Regions from separate parts of the Mus musculus genome. Here region 1 is linked to region 2. Evidence: chromatin contacts called from ENCODE Hi-C data. All regions are on one chromosome and are shown on one strand. The core of a region is the stretch at or near the end of the contact, and the rest is flanking DNA. Distances in the headings are between cores, read along the strand shown. Region 1 holds the start of Dnajc2 (DnaJ heat shock protein family (Hsp40) member C2). Region 2 holds the start of Cyp51 (cytochrome P450, family 51).

What was found. Hi-C counts contacts between places; a loop is a spot of excess contacts on that map.
Region 1: a map of T-helper 17 cell shows a loop between it and region 2 (6-fold over the local background). The contact joins the promoter of Dnajc2 here to the promoter of Cyp51 in region 2. A Hi-C loop is called at or near these places in 2 of 37 maps with a recorded cell type or tissue (T-helper 1 cell and T-helper 17 cell).

Annotation. Positions count from the first base shown.
Region 1 is chr5:21,782,109-21,787,283 of GRCm38, reverse strand. It overlaps Dnajc2 (DnaJ heat shock protein family (Hsp40) member C2), which reads left to right and starts at 2,119. Exons shown (of 17, transcript NM_009584.4): 1 at 2,119-2,295; 2 at 4,047-4,237. The coding sequence starts at 2,232. It overlaps Psmc2 (proteasome (prosome, macropain) 26S subunit, ATPase 2), which reads right to left and starts at 537. Exons shown (of 12, transcript NM_001368661.1): 1 at 400-537. The coding sequence starts at 469.
Region 2 is chr5:4,101,222-4,106,091 of GRCm38, reverse strand. Cyp51 (cytochrome P450, family 51) reads left to right here and starts at 1,395. Exons shown (of 10, transcript NM_020010.2): 1 at 1,395-1,958; 2 at 3,066-3,164; 3 at 4,738-4,870. The coding sequence starts at 1,785.

The DNA of each region.
Region 1 (5,175 bases), core at 870-3,369, about 18 Mb before region 2:
TAAAATGGCAATTCACTTCGTGGCTGGAATCATGGGGTCAAGATGAGAGTTTATCTCTTCTATCTCTCTTGTACCATCGTGTTTCAGGATTGTCGCTACACAGTGACAATCTGTAGCCAAGCTGCTACAACTGGGAAGGAGGGAACAGGGCCGGGAGGTAGAATTCACAGCCCACCTGGCTGGCCACTTTTTGAAGACCTGCAAGACTTCAGGAGATACAGAACCTCAGCGCCTGGTAAAATATTCGAGGGGGCGGACGTGAGGCAGACAGACAGACAGACGGGGCTGCGGCCCAGAGCGGTCACCGCTCGGATCTAAGGCCGGCAGGGCACCGAGGCGGCGGGAATCCTGCGCCTCTGCGGTGCCAGCGCCGGCCGCTCCCGGCCCGTGTCCTCTCACCTCGGATGGGCTTGTCGTCCTTCTCCTCCTCTTTGGTTTTCCGCTGGTCCGCACCTAGGTAATCCGGCATTTTAGAAGCCGCAAGTGCCTCCGCGTCTCGGTGATTACACAGCACCTTTCCCGCTTCCGCTGGTGTCTTCCCTTTCTCTTCCCCACCGGAAGTAGCTCCGCGCCCGGGCGCCGGTTCCCTGGACATCTGGGGACTGCACGCACGGCTGACGGGAGGAAGGGTTGTCTGGTGGAAGGAAACGCGTGTTCACCCCGCTCCCTCACAACTCCAGTCTTTTTTAGATACCCGAATAGGAACGTCCAAGATTAGCCCTAGCTCAGTTGATGACCTAAAATCGTGATTTAGTCACTAGTAAATAATACACATAGGCGGGTAGTTTATTTCATCTCTAAATAGTTTGCCTCGCAAGACTGGAAAGGCGCTACAGAGCAGGCCTTGTAGAATGCCTGGCAGTTTGGACGCAGTTAATTGGTGGCTAGATCTACAAATTGAATAAAGATAATGCATTTCTGTTAGGGAGTGTGTATCCAGGTTATACAAAGATCCACAACAAGAAAGGAATCTGGTTGTTATGACAGGAAAGGAGGAGGGAAGATTAAAAGATAGAGGGAAGGAAAGTAGGTAAAGAATTTGGACATATTTCTCTAGAGGAGATACACAAATGCCAATAAACGGACGCATGAAAGGATGTTAAAATCAAAAGCACGTCATTCTCTTTAGGATGGTTCCTCCTCCTCCTCCTCCTCCTCCTCCTCCTCCTCCTTCTCCTCCTCCTTCCCCTCTCTCTTTCTCTCTCTCCTTCTTAAGACTGGCTCTGCGTGGTCCTGGCTATCTAGCAACAGATCAGGCTGTCTGAGAACTTAGAGGTATCTGCTGCGACAAAGGCTGTGCGCCACCATGACCGACCCATGGATCACTATTATGTTTAAAAAGAAAGTTTGACCGGATGTTGAAAAAAAAAATAGATGCTGTTTACACTGTTGGTGTAAAATACTGCAGTGCTTGCGAAAAACTGAAAATAACTAAAATAAAATCTATATAAACTAGTTATCCTACTGCTAAATATCAAATGCCAAAAAGTTGGAAATAGGATTTCAAAGAGATCCGTGTACAGCCCTATTTATAGCTGCATTAGCAAAGGCCAAATGAAGAATAACCCAAGTACCCAAATACATAAGATGGGTAAACAAAAATGTGGTTATGGGAATATAGTATTATTTGGCCTTAAAAAAATAAATTCTGTGACCATTATACTAGTGAATACACCGCTCACATAGAGACAATGTTATAATATATAACATTATTAATATAACAATACAATGATATATAGTTATATGATTCCACTTTTATGAGGTACCTAGAGATTGGTGGTAGCTCAGCACTTGGGAGATTTAAACAGGATATTCACAAGTTAGAGGCCGGCCTGGGTGACAAAAGTGAGTGAAGTTCTTTTTCAAAATTATTTCCTCCGTCTTGCTCTCACGTGAAAAAACAAACAAAAAAACAAAACAAAAACCAAAACAATCCTTTTCACGTAGGAACTGATGCGTCTAGGAACTGTTCCTTCGAGCTCCTTGGTCTCCGGTCGGTTTAGAGTCACAGAGGAAGTAGGCGGCCGCGCGCATTGGCGCGAGGCCGTGGGGGTGGGGTTGGCGGCCGCGCCGTGCGAGCCCCATCCCGGAAGTGCTCACTGGTCGTCTCCATGCGCCGGCTCCGGGGCGTAAAGCCTAGGCGCGAGGCTCAGACCACAGGTAGTGCGGACGCGGAGGGCCCTGCCTGCCGGCCGTGAGCCGCGGCGTCCGCGGGACCAGCCCCAACCAGCATGCTGCTCCTGCCGAGCGCCGCGGAGGGCCAGGGCACCGCCATCACCCACGCTCTGACCTCCGGTACGTGCCCACCAACCCAGTTTCCGCCCTGCCTCGGGCGCCCCTGCCCCAGCCCTGTCCCTAGCAACCCCTGGCTCGGTAGCCTTGACCCCGGCAATCTGCTCCGGGACTCGGGGGACTGTGACGAGCCCCTGCTGCTCAGTGCTGTAATTTGAAGTGTCCCCGGTTTCTCGGAAAGGAGGGTGGGGGCGTCTTCCTTGTGCACCTGTGGTTCCTTCATCCTGGTGAGGCTGCTGACTCACGGAGCGGGCTGAACAGCTGAGGACCGAGCCCTCCTGTACCCCGAAAGGCCCCCTAAGGCACCCCCCCTGCCCACGGCGGAGCGACCCCGCTGCACGCACCCGCGTGCCGGGAGAGATACAAAGCCTTGTAAACGCTGTTCAGCCCTTCGCCTCCACCTTTGCTCCCGGCTGTGTATTTTGCTTGTCGGAACTCAGAACTTCCTCATTCCGTTGGAAGCCCCCTGTGAATGCTCCTGGACAGCTTGGCGTACACCAAGGATGGTTAAAAGCACAACTTAGCCTCCTGCTGTAGGGGTTTTGGTTTATAGCCCTGCACGCCAGAAAGTATTTCAAGTGTCGGGTCTCTCATTTTAATGATCTACATTAATTCCCATAGCCGCTTACCGTGGGCACTTGTTGAATATAATTTTTAAATGTTTCCCATGGCACGTGTTGCGTTTGTGTGTCGCGGTAATCCTGTAGTGAGGGAAAGGCTTCCAAGACACGGTTTTGAAAGCCACGCCCCCGCTACTCAGCCGGTTCATTTTCGCGTTTGACTCCTCTCCTGTGTTAGGTGGAGGAAATCTTAATATCATAAGCCAGTTAAAACGTGAAAAAGAAAGGGTCTTAGAAAATGATGCCCACAAATTGTGCACCAGAAAATTGCCCTTTGATTTCTTAAGAAATTAAAATTATGATCTTTTTTCCTGACACAGATTACCATTTTTTAATTTCTGTTATACATATCTACAGTTATTTATTCCATGTTACTTTCTCTACAACAGTTTAAAGCTTTAAAACTGCATTCGAATATTCTAGGAACTGGGTGAGATAGGTATTGTTTCCATCCTGAAATGATTCAATCTGTTTCAAGAAATTTACAGTTCTAGATTAAAGCCCTGAAATTCTGGGTTTACATCCAGCCTGTGTTATTAAGACATAGAAACGGTAATGAGTTCTCAGCATTGGCTTGGAAAATTGTCTATTTCAACAGATTATTGTTAGAGAATCCTTAGAATTATTAACCATTTTAATAGCTAATCTGTTAATAATTAAGATCGCATGAGTGTGCAGTCTTTGTTTTTTGGTAGCTTTTTATCATTTTTTTTATTACTATTACTCGTTTCTTGCCTTCCCTTCTCACATCATCAGGAAAATATTGATTAGCTGCTGAAATTATTTTCTTATGCTTAAAAAAAATAACTGATCAAGTGTTTTTGAGTGCCACACAGCATGTGTGCAGAGATCAGAAGAAAAGTCCATGGAGTCAGGTCTCTCCTACCTTCATATGGGTTCTGGGCATTGAGCTCACCTCATCAACCTTAGTGGCACATCAACTGGAAGAGACTGCTGGAATAAAAAGATGTTACCAATGATAATTTGTTACCCAGGGTGCAACTGGGATTTTTATAGTTGGTGGTTTTAAAATTATATTCTGACATCATTGTTCTGCTCTCCCTAAGAAACTGTGTGGCCTTGAAATAGATGTGTTCCATGCAATAAATTAAGTCTTACTGTTCTCCCTCACAGCCTCTTCAGTCTGTCAAGTTGAACCTGTGGGAAGATGGTTTGAAGCTTTTGTTAAGAGGAGAAACAGAAATGCTTCTACATCTTTTCAGGAACTGGAAGATAAGAAAGAGTTGTCAGAGGAATCAGAAGATGAAGAGTTACAGTTAGAAGAATTCCCCATGCTGAAAACACTTGATCCCAAAGATTGGAAGGTATTTGCTATGCAGAGCTTTCGCTCATTCAGAGCATCAAACTTAGGCTGCATTCCTAGTTTCCCATTAGTACCCTGTATTTTAAGGCAGTTCAACATGATAGTCATAAGTAAGCTCTTAATTGCTAAGCCCATAGTATGCTGTTTCAGCCATAGCTGTCAAGCAAGCCTTCACAGCGAAAAGTAATGTCTCTGGGAATGGTGATGTGCACCTATAAACGGAGGACTTGAGAAATGGAGATGGGAAAGTTAGAAGTTCAAAGGCCTTGACTACACAGCAGTTAGAGACTAGCCTGGGCTACATAAAGCCCTATCTTTTAAAAAGCAGACAACAAACTCCAGCAGATCTTTAAAACAGGAGTGGCAGTTAATGAAGTAGAGAAGGGAAAAAAGGCATTCTGGGTAGAAGACAGAATACCAGAGACACAGGAGTGAAGAATGTCTGACCACACATGGGGGATCAAGGCTGTGGAAAAGTAGGCCCAGAAAAACCTAGTCTAGATGTTTATGCTATATTTTTAAAGCTATATTTAGGAATGAATTAATATCCTTGAAGACATTAAGTCATCAGCGTTTCCCAGGCTAGCCTCAGGGAGATAAGTCACTGGAGTACGTGTAAGACTGTGTAAGTTCAGCCCCAGAACCCAGTTTAGAAAGTCTGGGGATTTGGTAGGGGAGCAAAGGGGACAGGAAGAATCAGAAGACTTGAGGTTCTGAGCAAAGCACGTTATGTAATCCCAGCACTGCGGTGGAAGAGACGGCTGTGTGTGCTTACTGATGAGCTAGTCCAGATGCAAGGTGGACCCCAGGCAAGTGAGAGACTGACTGGAGGAGGGAAACGCTTGACTGCATGAGGAATAACACTTGAGCGTGTGGTCTGGCCTCCACGTGCACACACACACAAGCTCACATGTCTCTAAGGTTGAAAAGAACCATTCT
Region 2 (4,870 bases), core at 146-2,645:
TTTTGATCTTTTAGGATTTCCATATTTGAGATTCCTAGTGTGCAATGTTAAGGCCCACTTGCCCACTGACAGATAACATCCTGGTATTCTGGAGTCTGTTGTTCATGTACTTTCACTTCCGTAGACAAGGTTGGTTGCACCAGCTGCACAGGAGGTGCTTGATGATACACAGGCAGGAGATGCATTGACTGGAAGGATGCTTGTCCCCAGTGGACTAAGGCTGGAAGCACCATAGCTTTGTGGGCTTGGCCTCTACAGGCACCTGTCTAATGTAGCTTGAGGCCATTCTTTGGGAATCATGGGTATGGACCTGGCCAGTGTCCATCTTCCTGGCCAGTATTAAATAAAGCTTTCTTTAATTGGATAATTGTGGAACTGGTCTTTCCCCTAGCAATTTTCAAGTTCAACAATGGCCTGAAGTCACTCCAGTAAGTCAAGACGTAGCACACAAGACAGGCTTAGAAATGAGTGAGCAAAATTCCTGTTGTAGATACTACTGCCAGAAATAAAGAGGCTCTTACCTACAGCAGTGACAATAAAAATGGAGTGTTACAAGATTTTGTGACTGATCTGAGGCAGGAGGATATTGGTATACAGCAGTGTCCATCCTATATAGACTTCCTACTAGGCACTTCCTACATAGGCAGGTGGCAGTCACCCTAGGGAAGAGGTAATGAGTGGGCTTCACTGACTGACTACGATAAAATGTGAGCTCTCTAGGTGGAATTATCTAGACGGTGGCTGGACCATCTTACTCATTCCTGGAGGTGCTTGCAGTTTTGCCAATCACTGCACAATCATCTCCAAACTTAGCAAAAAATCTAGCTCTTAACCCTGGTTAAATAAATAAATGTACCTGCCAAAGATCTGGAAGGAGGGTTAATTTGGAAACATGTCATCAGAGGTGCTTTATTTGTAGTGAGATCAGGGTAACTCCTGCTTCAGATCCAGCTATCAGAACAGGAGTTTGGGGACATCTGCCTCAGTTTACTTTATGGCCTGTATTTATTTTAAAAGACTTGTCTTGGTACAGCAGCACACCAAACAACTATCACTTGCTAGCAATGTGGCCCTACACGAACAACCTGTCAAGCAGATTGTACGGGTGATCCGATGGTCTCACCCTCCAGGTTGCATCTGCAGGAGTGTTTTTTTTTTTTTTCCAAGATTCGTGGTGCAGGGCTCACGAAGGGCTGGTCTCACAAAGCCCAGAGGTGACATCTCCGCGAATAGCCGCAGAGGCGGGCGCCCCACGGAGGGGGCGGTGCCCGGGCCGCCAGCTCTGCTGACGCCACATAGGCCGAGATCACCTCAGCAGCGCGTGGTGCAATCACAGAGCGCCTTCGCCTCTGCCGCTGTCCGCCACCAATCTGGTCCTGAGATCCCTCCGCCAGGCTCGTCCGTGCCCGCTGCCGGGGCCGTGCTCGTTAAGCACGCGGGACCTCGTGGTCTGCGGTTCTCGGGGCGCGATCATTTGTGCAGCCATCACTTTCTTCACCGAGTCCAAGTGCCACGGTAGAGCCTGCTTCCTCAGGTCCCCTCGGTGGCGCAAGAATCCCCGCACCTAGACGGAGGCGTGGCCACCAGAAGCCCCGCCCCGTCTGTGACGTCCTGGTGGCGCGCGAGCTGTCTGTGGGCGTGTGAAGGGCCCGGGCCAGACTAAGCCATCAGGCCGGGGCCGCCTCCCGACTTCTATCTGCCGGCTTCTCCTGCTCCATCTTTTCCGAGAAGCGGTGTGCGACCTCGGCCCCCAGCCTACCGGGCGGATCGAAGCGACGGTCGGGATGGTACTTCTGGGCTTGCTGCAGTCAGGCGGCTGGGTGCTCGGACAGGCGATGGAGCAGGTGACAGGAGGCAACTTGCTTTCCACGCTGCTCATCGCCTGCGCCTTCACTCTCAGCCTCGTCTACCTGTTCCGTCTCGCCGTGGGCCACATGGTCCAGCTGCCCGCTGGAGCGGTACGTGCACCTCGGGGTCCTCAGTCTGTGCCCCGGCTAAGCGGGCGGGCTCGGGGGGCGCTAGCGGTGGCGGGCGCGCGGGAGGCTGGGGTGGCGGCTGCAGACGCCCGTGCCTGATCTTTGCTGTTGTGGTGGTCTTTCTGGTCTCCTTGCTGGAACCTGAACTCGGGGGCTGTGCTGGCCGTCGCCGTTTCTGCTGTGATAGCGGCTTTGAACTTCTGGCTAGGATCCTACTTTGCAGCGTTTGTAGTCAGTGATGGATGTGCAGACTGGAGGCCTTGCTGGATGGATTTGGCTGGTCTGATTGCCTTGGCCATCCATGACTCTTAAGTGCAGAGCACTGTACTGACTTTACTGTTGGTTGTCAGAGGTGTTTGGGCTCTTTGTGAGGGCCTTGATGGCAAGTTAAGGGTAGCTGCATCCCCGGTGGCCATCACTCTTGATACTGCCCTGTGTGTTTAGTATACTGTGGGCTATTGGGCATAACGATGATTAATAGCAGTGTCAGGGAAATTGCAGACAGTTCATAAGTGACTTGAGAGTGTGGGAAGCGCTTTCCTGTGATGCTGTTAAAATACTGTTTCTCTAGTTTAGCGCTACACCAAACCACTAATTTCAAGCCTTCCAAATATAGTTCATGAATACCCTTGTAATCAACATTTGGTAGCTTTGAAAACCATCCCTTCGAAACTGACAATGGGATGTAAAAACTTAACCCAGCGTTAAGTTCCAACCAAGTTGCTTTAAAACTAATCTCTGAACCCAAGGGATCGATAGGCAGTTACTATTTCTTACTTTCATTAGATACATTTCAAAAGCTCACTATCATCATCATCATTTCTGAGATATTTATTATATCCCAGGGTGGCTGTAGAACTTGTTATGTAGCCAAGGCTCACCTTGGCATATCTTCCAGCCTTCACCCCTTGAGTGTGCAGTGCCTTCCTGTGTAGTCATTTCTGTTTTGAGTTCTTTTGAGGCTAAACCTTGTCTAACTATACTGTGTGTGTGTGTGTGGTTTTTTTAAACATTATTCTTAAGCAGGCTATCATATGAAACTTTCCTATTAATAAAATGAAAACTAAAATTTTCATTTTCTTTTTGCAGAAAAGTCCACCACATATTTACTCTCCAATTCCATTCCTTGGCCATGCAATAGCATTTGGGAAAAGTCCAATTGAGTTTCTGGAAAATGCATATGAGAAGGTAAGTCTTCGGAACAGACAGAGGCAGAGACTCTAGTGTAGAGAAGTGCTTTTCTTTAAATAGAAAGACATTTGTAAAAAGATTGTGCCCTCCCTGCTTATTGGCAGTATTGAAAACATAAAAGGAAAAGGCCTTGTTGGCTCTTAGCTTCCCAGAGTGTCTGTCCTGGGATATAGTCTCTGAGATGTGAGGAAACCTGTAGTTCTAACAATTACGTTTTTAAAAATAGTCTTACATTTTATTTTCGTGGATTATAGTCAGAGTTGACAGCTAGTTTCTTACTGATATATCTTTGGAATGTTGTGTCTTGTACCCCTGGTTCTGTCCATCCTGTGGGATCTCAGCCTCCACTTGGACGGTGTGGGTACTCAAGTCTTTGCTTCTTCCCTGTGAAAACAGTCCTTTGGCATCAGATCAGCCGTTTGTTCCAAAGACTGGCTCTGGGGTTCTTGTTAATTATTTCACTTCCCAATATTATTTAACTGAACTCTCTTTTGTTTTAATATCGTTTAAAATATTCTTTGAGAGTTTTATAAATGTATACAATGTATTTCAATCGTAGTCACATCCCACTTCCCTCTTCCAGTTCCTCCTTGTTCTCCCATGTCTCCCTCTCAACTTTATACCGTTTTCTACAAAACAACACACTGAGTCCAGTTAGTGTCCTCTACATATGAATGGAGTAGGGCCTCCATTAGAGCATGGTCAACCTACTTAGGGTCACATCCTTAAGAAACTGACTCCCCATCCTTTAGCAGCCACGGACTATCATCAGCTCCACAGCTACAGGGTGTTGGGTCTTCTGTGCACCTCCTGCATCCTAAGTCTATTCTTGACACTGAAGGAAAAAAAAAGATACAGTTTTAAAATTGTATAAAAGTCTTTGTGTCTCTATTAGTATGTGCACCTAAATGCAGTTGCTTGCCAAGGCCAGAAGAGGGCACTGTATCCCCTAGAGATAAAGCTATAATCAGATGTGAGCTGACCAGTATGGGTTCTGGGAACCAAACTCAGATCCTCTGCAAGAAAAGAGCCATACACCAGTTGTTATACCACACTCCTTCTGATATACTTGTGCAAATACTTAATGGTAGTGATTCTTTGATGTTATTTGGTTCGTGGATTCTGCTGATCAAATTCAGGTCACCAGACTTGATGGCAAGAGATTTTTACCTACCTGGCCATCCCACCAGCCCCGTTAAATTAATTTTTAACAAGAGGGAAAAAATATTTATATTCTTATAGATGTTGATTAAAGAATTCAATATAGCCAGTATAGAACAAAACCATACTTAAAAAGGTATATATCTAATGCTGAGAGCAACGGACTAAAGCTAACAGTGACATTTAATGAGCTCTGATGTTTTGCATGGTAGAAAATATTTTCAGGATAAGTAGTGAAAAAGAAGAAATCATATTTATACTGACTTTGTGATGAAGACAGGAGGTGGGATATGACCAGATGAAAGCATTTGCTTCAAAGTTTATGCATATTTGGAACTTTTCAGCAAAGTATTATTCTGTGATGTAAGAAATGTCTTTGTAACAGAACTTTGGATCTTTTTCTCTTTAGTATGGACCTGTGTTTAGCTTTACCATGGTGGGCAAGACCTTCACTTACCTTCTGGGGAGTGATGCAGCTGCGCTGCTCTTCAATAGTAAAAACGAAGACCTGAATGCAGAAGAAGTCTACGGTCGGCTGACAA